2 separate regions of the Homo sapiens genome follow, and region 1 is linked to region 2. Evidence: read pairs that join two places in POLR2A ChIA-PET (ENCODE). Cell type or tissue: PC-3. All regions are shown on one strand. Each heading gives the region's core, and the rest is flanking DNA. Links, peaks and the distances in the headings are about the cores only.

Region 1 (4,395 bases), core at 252-4,251, 710 kb before region 2:
GGCCCATGAGACCCATGACTCAAGATAACCATCTGCAACCAGATAATGCTGACCTGCATACCCTACCCCTCATGTGCTTTGCCCAGCCCAGCCTGCATATTCCACCCCCATGTCAATTCTGGAGCTTTGCCTAATCAAAAAAGCCATACCATGTCTTTTTGGAGAGTGAGCCAGGGAATTATCTCTCTTTTGAGCTGTCTCCCTTTGTCTGAGCATAAGCTCCCATAAAGCCTTGTTTAGGAAAACTCTTTTGGCCTCATGTCAATCTCTATTACATTGAGAGCCCAAGAACCCATGGTTGGTAACAACAATGTAAAGAAAAACTAATACATTTGACTTGAGACAGTCTTTAGTTTGTGGCATAGAATGCCATTTCCTTCTCTAAATCTTCATTCCTGCTAGTTGGTTTTACTAGGATTAATAGTTACCTAATTATATTATAAATGGTATTTATTGCATTTCAACTTTTTTTTTTTTTTTTGAGACAGGGTCTCACTCCATTGCCCAGGGTGAAGGGCAGTGGCATGATCATAGCTTACTGCAGACTCGAACTCCCACACTCAAGCAATCCCCTCACCTCAGCCTCTCAAGTAGGTGGGACCACACGCATGTGCTACCACACCCAGATAATTTTTGTAGTTTTTGTAGAGACAGGATCTCACTGTGTTGCCCAGGCTGGTCTCAAACTCCTGGGCTCAAGCAATCCTCTCACCTCAGCTTCCCAAAGTGCTGGGATTACAGAAATGAGCCACAAATTCAACCTTTAGAATCTACATACAAAGTAGAAAGTCTGATTGCAAATGTGCAAATGTACATGGAACCAACAAATGTAAATCTTGAGGATATGAAAAAATACAATGACTGACCAAAGCTCAGAGGGAACAAGGGTGATAGAAGTGGAAGAAGCCAGGACATCCTACATTTCTTATTTTACACATTAAGGAATTAACCCTTTTCCCATTTGCCCTGAGAATACTCGGCGGTTGGAATTGTAGCCACACATTTACCCTGAGATAACTTTGCTATGCAATATCTCATTTTTATTATTATTTTCACATTTTCAAATTGCTCTAGTATATTGACTTTGCAAACAAAAGACATCACTCTATTGATAGCATTCTGTTTTTAGTGGTGGTATTTCCATTAATATTAACAAAATACAGTAATTCTCGATCGCTGAAAATGTCAAATGCTAGAATTCTCGAACACTTGTTGGCCCTTGAAGATTCATTTGATGAGATTGACTTTTCCGATATAGATGATTCTGATTATTCGGAAGATTCTGATATTGGTTCTATTTAGAAATAACTCCAAGAACAGTGTTGATATTTTATTTTCACACTGAAAATCAGTCAGATTTGCTTGACCTTGAAGAGCGTGTTTATGTAAAATTAAATGAGTGCTGGTGGCGAGCTGCACTTCTTTTTTCTAAATGGGAAAATTAATAAATACTGTCTAAAGTTGATGACTCAAATAAATGTATACCTGCATATAAATGTGTGTGTATTTTTAAAATTATGGTGGTAGCCAAAATGATTAAAAGAGGTAGTGGTAATTCAGGAAACTTTTATTTTATTTTATTTTCCTGAGACAGTCTTGCTGTGTCACCCAGGCTGGAGTACAGTGGCACAATCTTAGCTCACTGCAACCTCTGCCTCCCAGGTTCAAGTGATTCTCCTGCCTCAGCCTCCTGAGTGGCTGGGATTACATGTGCACACCACCACGCCCAGCTAATTTTCGTATTTTTAGTAGAGACCGAGTTTCACCATGTTGGCCAGGTTGGTCTCGAACTCCTGACCTCGTGATCTGCCCACCTCAGCCTCCCAAAGTACTGAGATTACAGGCATGAGTCACCATGCCTGGCCCACTTTTCTTTTTATACCTCTTTGATGTTTGATATTCATAAGTATGTATTTGTATTTCTTGGAAAATAAATAACTAAATGAACAAATAAATATTTTAAAAATAAAATGTGTTGATATGGAAAGCTGCCCAATATATATTAACTAAAGAAAAAAGTAGGGTTCAAAACTGTGTTAAGAGCATAACAGGAAAGTTAACATCTATGTGTATGTTTATTGATGCACAGAAAGTTTGTAGAAAAGTACATTAAAAGTTATAAATGATTTTTATAGTTGGGACATAGAAATGATTATAAAACAAAAGTGGGGAGAGTGGAGAAGAATGAGATCTTCAATTTTCAATGTATACCCTTCTATATTATTTGCATTTTTCAGCATGAGTATATATTATACTTTTTTAGGTTTTTAATAAAGCTTTTGGTTCAAACAATAAATTCTTAATAAATCTCTTTTAAAAGTGAAATGTTTACCATGAAGAATTAAGCCATGATAGGAGAATTGTAAGATATAATAAGAACTTTAAAAGACATACTAGGGTTAAGGGACAGTACCAAGAAAGAGTAATACTGGAAGAGGCTGAGGCTCAGACCACAATGAAGATACAACTGCAGACCAGTGAATGGCAGAGCAGTTTGCTGGGTTGCCTGTACCAGAGCTGGTCCACAGTCACCAGGCAGGCAGGAAACAGCTCTTTTAGAGAGCAAGCAAGGCCAGCTGGTGGAGGGCTCACAGAGGGAGCTGGGGAACCACTGTGAGTAGGAGGCCTGGAGTACACAATGTCCATGTTGGGAGGGCTGTGGGAAGGTGATCCCCAAGGTAGGCCAGGTCACAAGATTGCCAAAGGGCCATGGGTTCTGGGCTGATGTCTAAGACAAAGCACCATTAGATGTCATTGCACCCACCCCATCATCAACTGTGCAGCAGCAGAAAGTGGCCAGGAGATTCTTTCTTCTACAGTGTCCTCCAGTGCCCTCTAATAAGAAAGCCTAATAGTACTCATTGTAAAGAAATGAATACAGGAATTCCATCCATTACAGCACGTATGGTAGACATTGAAAGTTGCAGGGTGAATTGGGGACTGTAAGGCCTATATATTGATAATTAACGTGGCTTTCATGGCAGAGGCAAGTCAGATTGGAAGAGATGGAATGGTGATCAGAGTACAGTCGCCTACAAATAGCCCTGCTCAGCTCCCAGAGAAAGTGTTTGCCTGTGAGGGTGATGAGGGAATCTGAGAGAGTATTTTGAACTTCAAATCAGGAGCAACAGAGAACAGACTCCCTATAATGGCAGGGTGGCATAGACAGCCCACTGCTTCCTCCCTCCTGGACCTTTCTTGGTATTATTTCTATGTATAGAATTTGATGGGCAACAAAATATAAGAATTACAAGACACTTGATCATGAGTTTTGCCACGCTGCAGCCTCTGGTGCAGCCATAGCTGCACAGTCATCACAGCCAACTCCAATTCTCTCTCTGCAACCTGCTCACGTCACATAGGTGGTGTTTTCCTTCATTTGTCCTAAAATTCCTATCATTCCCTTTGGGTTGTCTGCAAATGGATCTTCATTATGTCCCTAATTACACTCTTACATATAGCTGATATAGATACAGCTGATAGCCTGTCATTCCTTTGAGAAACATCCATTTATAGTTAGAAATTTGGCAATGATGGCATTTCTTCCACCTATTCACTTCTCCCACTTGTAAGTAGGGAGATCGTGTAATTCATCACCCAAGCAGGACACTTAGGGGAGTGAAATGAGGAGCTAAAAATAATTAACAATCGCTAATCAATCAGTAAGCACTAACCAGGACTGTCTGCGCAAACCAAAACATATGGTCATTCTTCTCAAACATCTGTAGAACTTCTTTCATGGAGATAGCTCAGTGTACAAAAAGGGAAATTACTTTTAAAACTCACCAAATTCTTTATTATGTGGCTTACAAACACACAGAGAAGCTGAGAAGTGGGAAGCTGAGAGTGAGTCAGCACAAATTTCAACCAAGTGCCTTGACTTCCTTTCTCAGCTTCCCAACCCTGAGAGGCCTTGAGAAGTTGTTGTTATTTGGCTTTCCAGGAGCAGTAACTAGCTACAGAACATGTTCTCAAATTCCACTCTGTGCTGGAGTTCAGGCTGGCCCCCTCACTACCTGTGGTCAGTGGAGCAGAGAGCTTGTGTACCCACCTGGCAGTCAGGCCTTTTTTACCCTTCTGGGTTATAAGTCTTCAGGGCTATAAGGAGAGCTGTGGTCCGTAGGTCTGGTTAGAAACTCTAGCCCTTCATAAACTTCCCTCAATCCTACAGCGACTCTAGTGAAGTACATGGGAAAGAAGTAGAAGGACATAGAACATCCTGACCTTTTTGGTTTCTTGTTTGTTTTTTTGTGGGGGAGTGGGGTGGTGATGTCACAGATGTTTTTTCATATTTGAAAGATTCATGTCAGAGAAGTCGTCAGACATTTTCTGGATGGTTCTTTATTGCCAGCAAGTTTAAATTTTTTTTTTTCTTAATTCTGCTACCTCTTCCTA
Region 2 (4,395 bases), core at 298-4,297:
CATACACATTCAGGTGCATCTGCCATACAGTGTCATTCTCAGGGAATGTTTAGGTTATTGCTGTCAGGCGTGTCTCCCATACACAGATGTGTCTACCATACAGTTGGTCCTATCTTTTTTTTTTTTTTTTTTTTTTTTTTGAGACAGGATCTTGCTCTTTCACCCAGGCTAGAGTGCAGTGGTGTGATCATAGCTCACTGCAGCCTTGAATTCATGGGCTCAGGCGATCTTCCCACCTCAGCCTCCTAAGTAGCTAGGACCACAGGTGTGTGCCACCACACCTGGATAATTTTTTATATTTTTTGTAGAGATGGGGGTCTTGCCATGTTGCTGAGGCTGATCTCAAACTCTTGGCCTCAAGTGATCCATCCACCTCAACTTCCCAAAGTGCTGGGATTACAGGCAAGAGCTGCTGCTTCTGGCTAAGAGCTAGTCCTGTCATTATTACAAATTTACAAATAAAGAAATTGAAACTGGACTGGCCACAGTGGCTCATGCCTGTAATCCCAACACTTTGGGAGGCTGAGGCAGGTGGATCACCTGAGGTCAGGAGGTGGCTCATGCCTGTAATCCCAGCACTTTGGGAGGCCAAGGTGGGTGATGGCTTGAGCCCAGGGCTTCAAGACCAGCCTGGGCAACATGGTGAAACACCATCTCTACAAAAAATACAAAAATTAGCCAGGTGTGATGGTGCACACGTGTATCTCAGCTACTTGGGAGGCTAAGGTGGGAGGATCCCTTGATTCCAGGAGGTGGAGGTTGCAGTGAGCTGAGATCACGCCACTGCACTCCAGCCTGGGTGACAGAGAGAGATCCTGTCTCAAAACAAAACAAACAAGCAAAAAAAAAAAAACTCGGCCAAGTTCACAGTTAGTAAACGACAAAGTTGGAATATGAAGCCAGGCATCTTCTTGATCACTCCTAATCACTATAGTGTACTACTAATTACCAAGAAATAGACAATAACAAAGGTAGCAAATAACAAGGCAGGTAACCAAGCATAGTCATCAGTGATGTCGCACACTGTGAGTGGGACCAGGCCTCTCATAATCCTGCTTCCCTAATTTCTTCTTAGAAGCTCTAGTGGGACTCAGCCGGAAGCTGTGGCTTATGCCAGTGATCCCAACACTTTAGGAGGCCAAGGCAGGAGAATCATGAGGTCAGGAGTTCGAGACCAGCCTGGCCGACATAGTGAAACCCTGTCTCTACTAAAAATACAAAAATTAGCTGGGCATGGTGGTGCACATCTGTAGTCCCATCTGCTCAGGAGGCTGGGGCAACAGAATCGCTTGAACCCGGGAGGCGGAGCTTGCAGTGAGCCGAGATGGTGCCACTGCACTCCAGCGTGGATAACAGAGTGAGACTCCGTATCAAAAAAAAAAAAAAAAAAGAAGCTCTAGTGGGACTTATATCTGGAAAATCCCTCTCCCACTCTCTCACGGCCCACAGGATTGGCTGCTGGAGTCATAATTTCTCATGTTAGCCTGGAGTGAAATTGGATTACCCTAGTTAGGGACCTTGCACCCAGCAGCGTCTTTCAGAACCTCCTCCCCAGTGTTCATGTGGTTAGGGACTGTTCTACTCAGCAGTTGCCCAGCAGTTGCTTTAAGTAGACAGGCTGTTGTCTGGTGACTCATCTGGGGCCTCAGGAGGCTTCGTGGACGGCAAGCTGCCTTCTGCTCCCTTGCTCCTCTCCCCTCGCCCTCCTCCGTGGAAGTCCTGCCAGGAAGCCCATGGTCCAGCTCACGTCTTTGCTCAGGTGCCTCTGCCATGTGTTACCTAACTAGGGCTAAGGCTGGTTCTATCCTACTTCAGACAGTCCAAACAACTCTGAACTTCATTTTCCAGCAGCTGAGTGGCCCTAGGACCCAGGGCCTGTCGGCCTTCTCCTGTGCCTCCACCCGCCCACGCTGACCACTGTCCTACAGGTCAGAAGCAACCACTCCCACCCCCACTCCCCGCCTCTCAGTAGGTCTCTTCTCACGGCAGAAGGCCCCAGTGGCCTGCTCCGCTCAGGGATCCAAGCCTGCGGAGGACTGAGCCAGGGCTCCCCAGCTCACGCCTGCAGCCTCGTGCTGCTGCCTGATGACTCATCCTCATGCCCATGACTTCCTCCCACGCTTTATTTCAGGAAATTACTTTGGAGAATGACCTCGATTTTTTTTTAAACAATAGAAAAATACTTTTCATCTACAGGGAACAAGCGACAATCCCCAATGCTATTAACTGTTCCGACCCCTGCAAAAGAGGCTTTATAAAACCAGGCTAACAAGGACAAGGAAGGGGCAAATAGGGCTGTCCTGGTGAAAGTGGAAGAACGTTAACCATTTTGCTTCAAATAGAATAGGAAAGGAACAAGGGCAGTCAAGAAGAATGTAAACCTGAGAGAAATCGCATGTTAAGAGAAGCTCATCCAGCTACTTGAAGTGCCATCAAGTCTCTATGCCCAGACAAATTATGTCCTTGGGTGTGGGTTGCAAATTTTTTAGTAGTGTAACTTTTTCAGATAAATCTTAGAAGAACTCTAATTTAAAAATACCGGCCAGGCGCAGGTGGCTTACGCCTGTAATCCCAGCACTTTGGGAGGCCAAGGTGGGTGGATCACCTGAGGTAGGCAGTTCAAGACCAGCCTGGCCAACATGGTGAAACCCTATCTCTACTAAAAATACAAAAATTAGCTGGGCGTGTTGATGGACGTCTGTAATCCCAGCTACTCAGGAGGCTGAGGCAGGAGAATTGCTTGAACCCGCGAGGTGGAGGTTGCAGTGAGCTGATCGCGCCACTGCACTCCAGCCTGGGGGACAGAGCGAGACTCCATCTAAAAAAATAGACATAAAAATACCAAGGAGGCCGGGCGCAGTGGCTCACGCCTGTAACCCCAGCACTTTGGGAGGCTGAGGCGGGCAGATCGCTTGAGGCCAGGAGTTCCAGACCGGCCTGGACAACATGGCGAGACCCCACCTCTACAAAAACACAAGAATTACCTGGGTGTGGTGGTGGGCGCCTGTAATCCCAGTTACTGGGGAGGGTGAGACAGGACAATCACTTGAACCAGGAGGTGGAGGTTGTAGTGAGCCGAGATCAAGCCACTGTACTCCAGCCTGGGCAACAGAGTGAGACTCTGTCTCAAAAAACAATAAAAGATAAAAACACAAAAGAAATAATTTATGAATCTACATTTAAGTTAAAATTCATTTAGCATTCACTTCTCATAAAGTCAATCTATGAGAAAAATTACCATTTTGATGAACACCAAAATTTGAAATAATACAGGCATAACCATTGCAATCTTTTATCAAGCTCAGCATTTAATTTACTTCATATTGTTTTAGTTGCAAAAGATAAACACATATTTAAAAACAGCTTGCCTTGTCATTTATCTCATCTTAAAACTGATCCAATTTGGAAAAGGAATACCAGAACGTTTTTTAACTTTCAAAGTGAATTATTAAGACCACTGAAGCTGGATGCCATGGCTTATGCCTGTAATCCCAACACTTTGGGAGACCAAGGCAAGAGAATCACTTAAGTCCAGAAGTTTGAGATCAGCCTGGGCAACATAGTGAGACTTTGTGCAAAAAAGTTTATAAATTAACTGGATGTGGTACTTGGGAGGCTGAAGGTACTTGACCTCACTTGAGCCTGGGAGGTCGAGGCTGCAGTGAGCCTAGATCGTGCCACTGCATTCCAGCCTGGGTGACCAAGGAAGACCTTGTCTCAAACAAACAAACAAAAAAAGACTATTAAATTTCTTGTCCTAAATAAAAAGTTGGACACAAAACACAAAATACTCAAAACTTTTCATAAGCAGTAGAGCCTCAGGGTGGGTTACACATCGCTCGTGAATGCACAACTGAGGCATGACAAGAATATGAACCAAAAATCCTGAGCCTTGTGCAGCAGTTGTCTTCTCGGGAACATTGTCGCAGGAACAGATAGAAAAGGCCAGGGCAGACCCCTAACCTTCCTAATCAGTGGCACAACTCAGTAATTTTTGATGATGGAAGTAAGAATAGTAACAAGAGGCGGTGCTCTTGACTTGGAAGGGACACAAGGAAACTTTCCAGAGTGTTGGACACTGTCTATATCTTGTTATACGTAGTGATTATATGGAGTATATATGTGGGAAAATTCATGAGCTATACGCTTAAGAATTGTGCATTCTGCTGTAGATTAATTATACTTCAATGTCCTGTTAGCTGAAAGAGTCAGTGAAAGAGAGAGGGACAGAGAGAGAGGCAGGGAGGAAAGAAGGAAGGGCCCAGAAAGCTTCAATCCAAGATTTGCTCAAAAGACTGCCAGCAAAAGTTATGTGCCAGCATTATTATAATTTGGTACCTAGCACAGCAACACATTGTGTTTTCAGTTATAGGTTTTTAAATTTTTTTATTTTCA

Evidence for each region. ChIA-PET counts read pairs that join two places held together with the same protein. Peaks named below come from ENCODE experiments on the same cell type or tissue, not always from the same donor. Only the 100,000 strongest peaks of a DNase experiment are listed, where the experiment ranks them.
Region 1: POLR2A ChIA-PET joins it to region 2 with 7 read pairs; 1 of 35 experiments calls an interaction of 5 or more read pairs at or near these places.

What each region holds. Positions count from the first base shown.
Region 1 is chr14:55,814,543-55,818,937 of GRCh38, reverse strand. No RefSeq gene overlaps it. Among named protein-coding and RNA genes, the nearest start is that of LINC00520, 20 kb to the right of the region's middle. RefSeq lists an enhancer at 4,059-4,395. In PC-3, for the core only: no CTCF peak of the experiment used is centred there; no DNase peak of the experiment used is centred there; H3K27ac peaks cover 475 bases.
Region 2 is chr14:55,105,634-55,110,028 of GRCh38, reverse strand. No RefSeq gene overlaps it. Among named protein-coding and RNA genes, the nearest start is that of LGALS3, 21 kb to the left of the region's middle. RefSeq lists enhancers at 1,870-1,969, 1,516-2,715. In PC-3, for the core only: no CTCF peak of the experiment used is centred there; DNase peaks (open chromatin) are centred at 1,628 and 2,088; H3K27ac peaks cover 1,451 bases.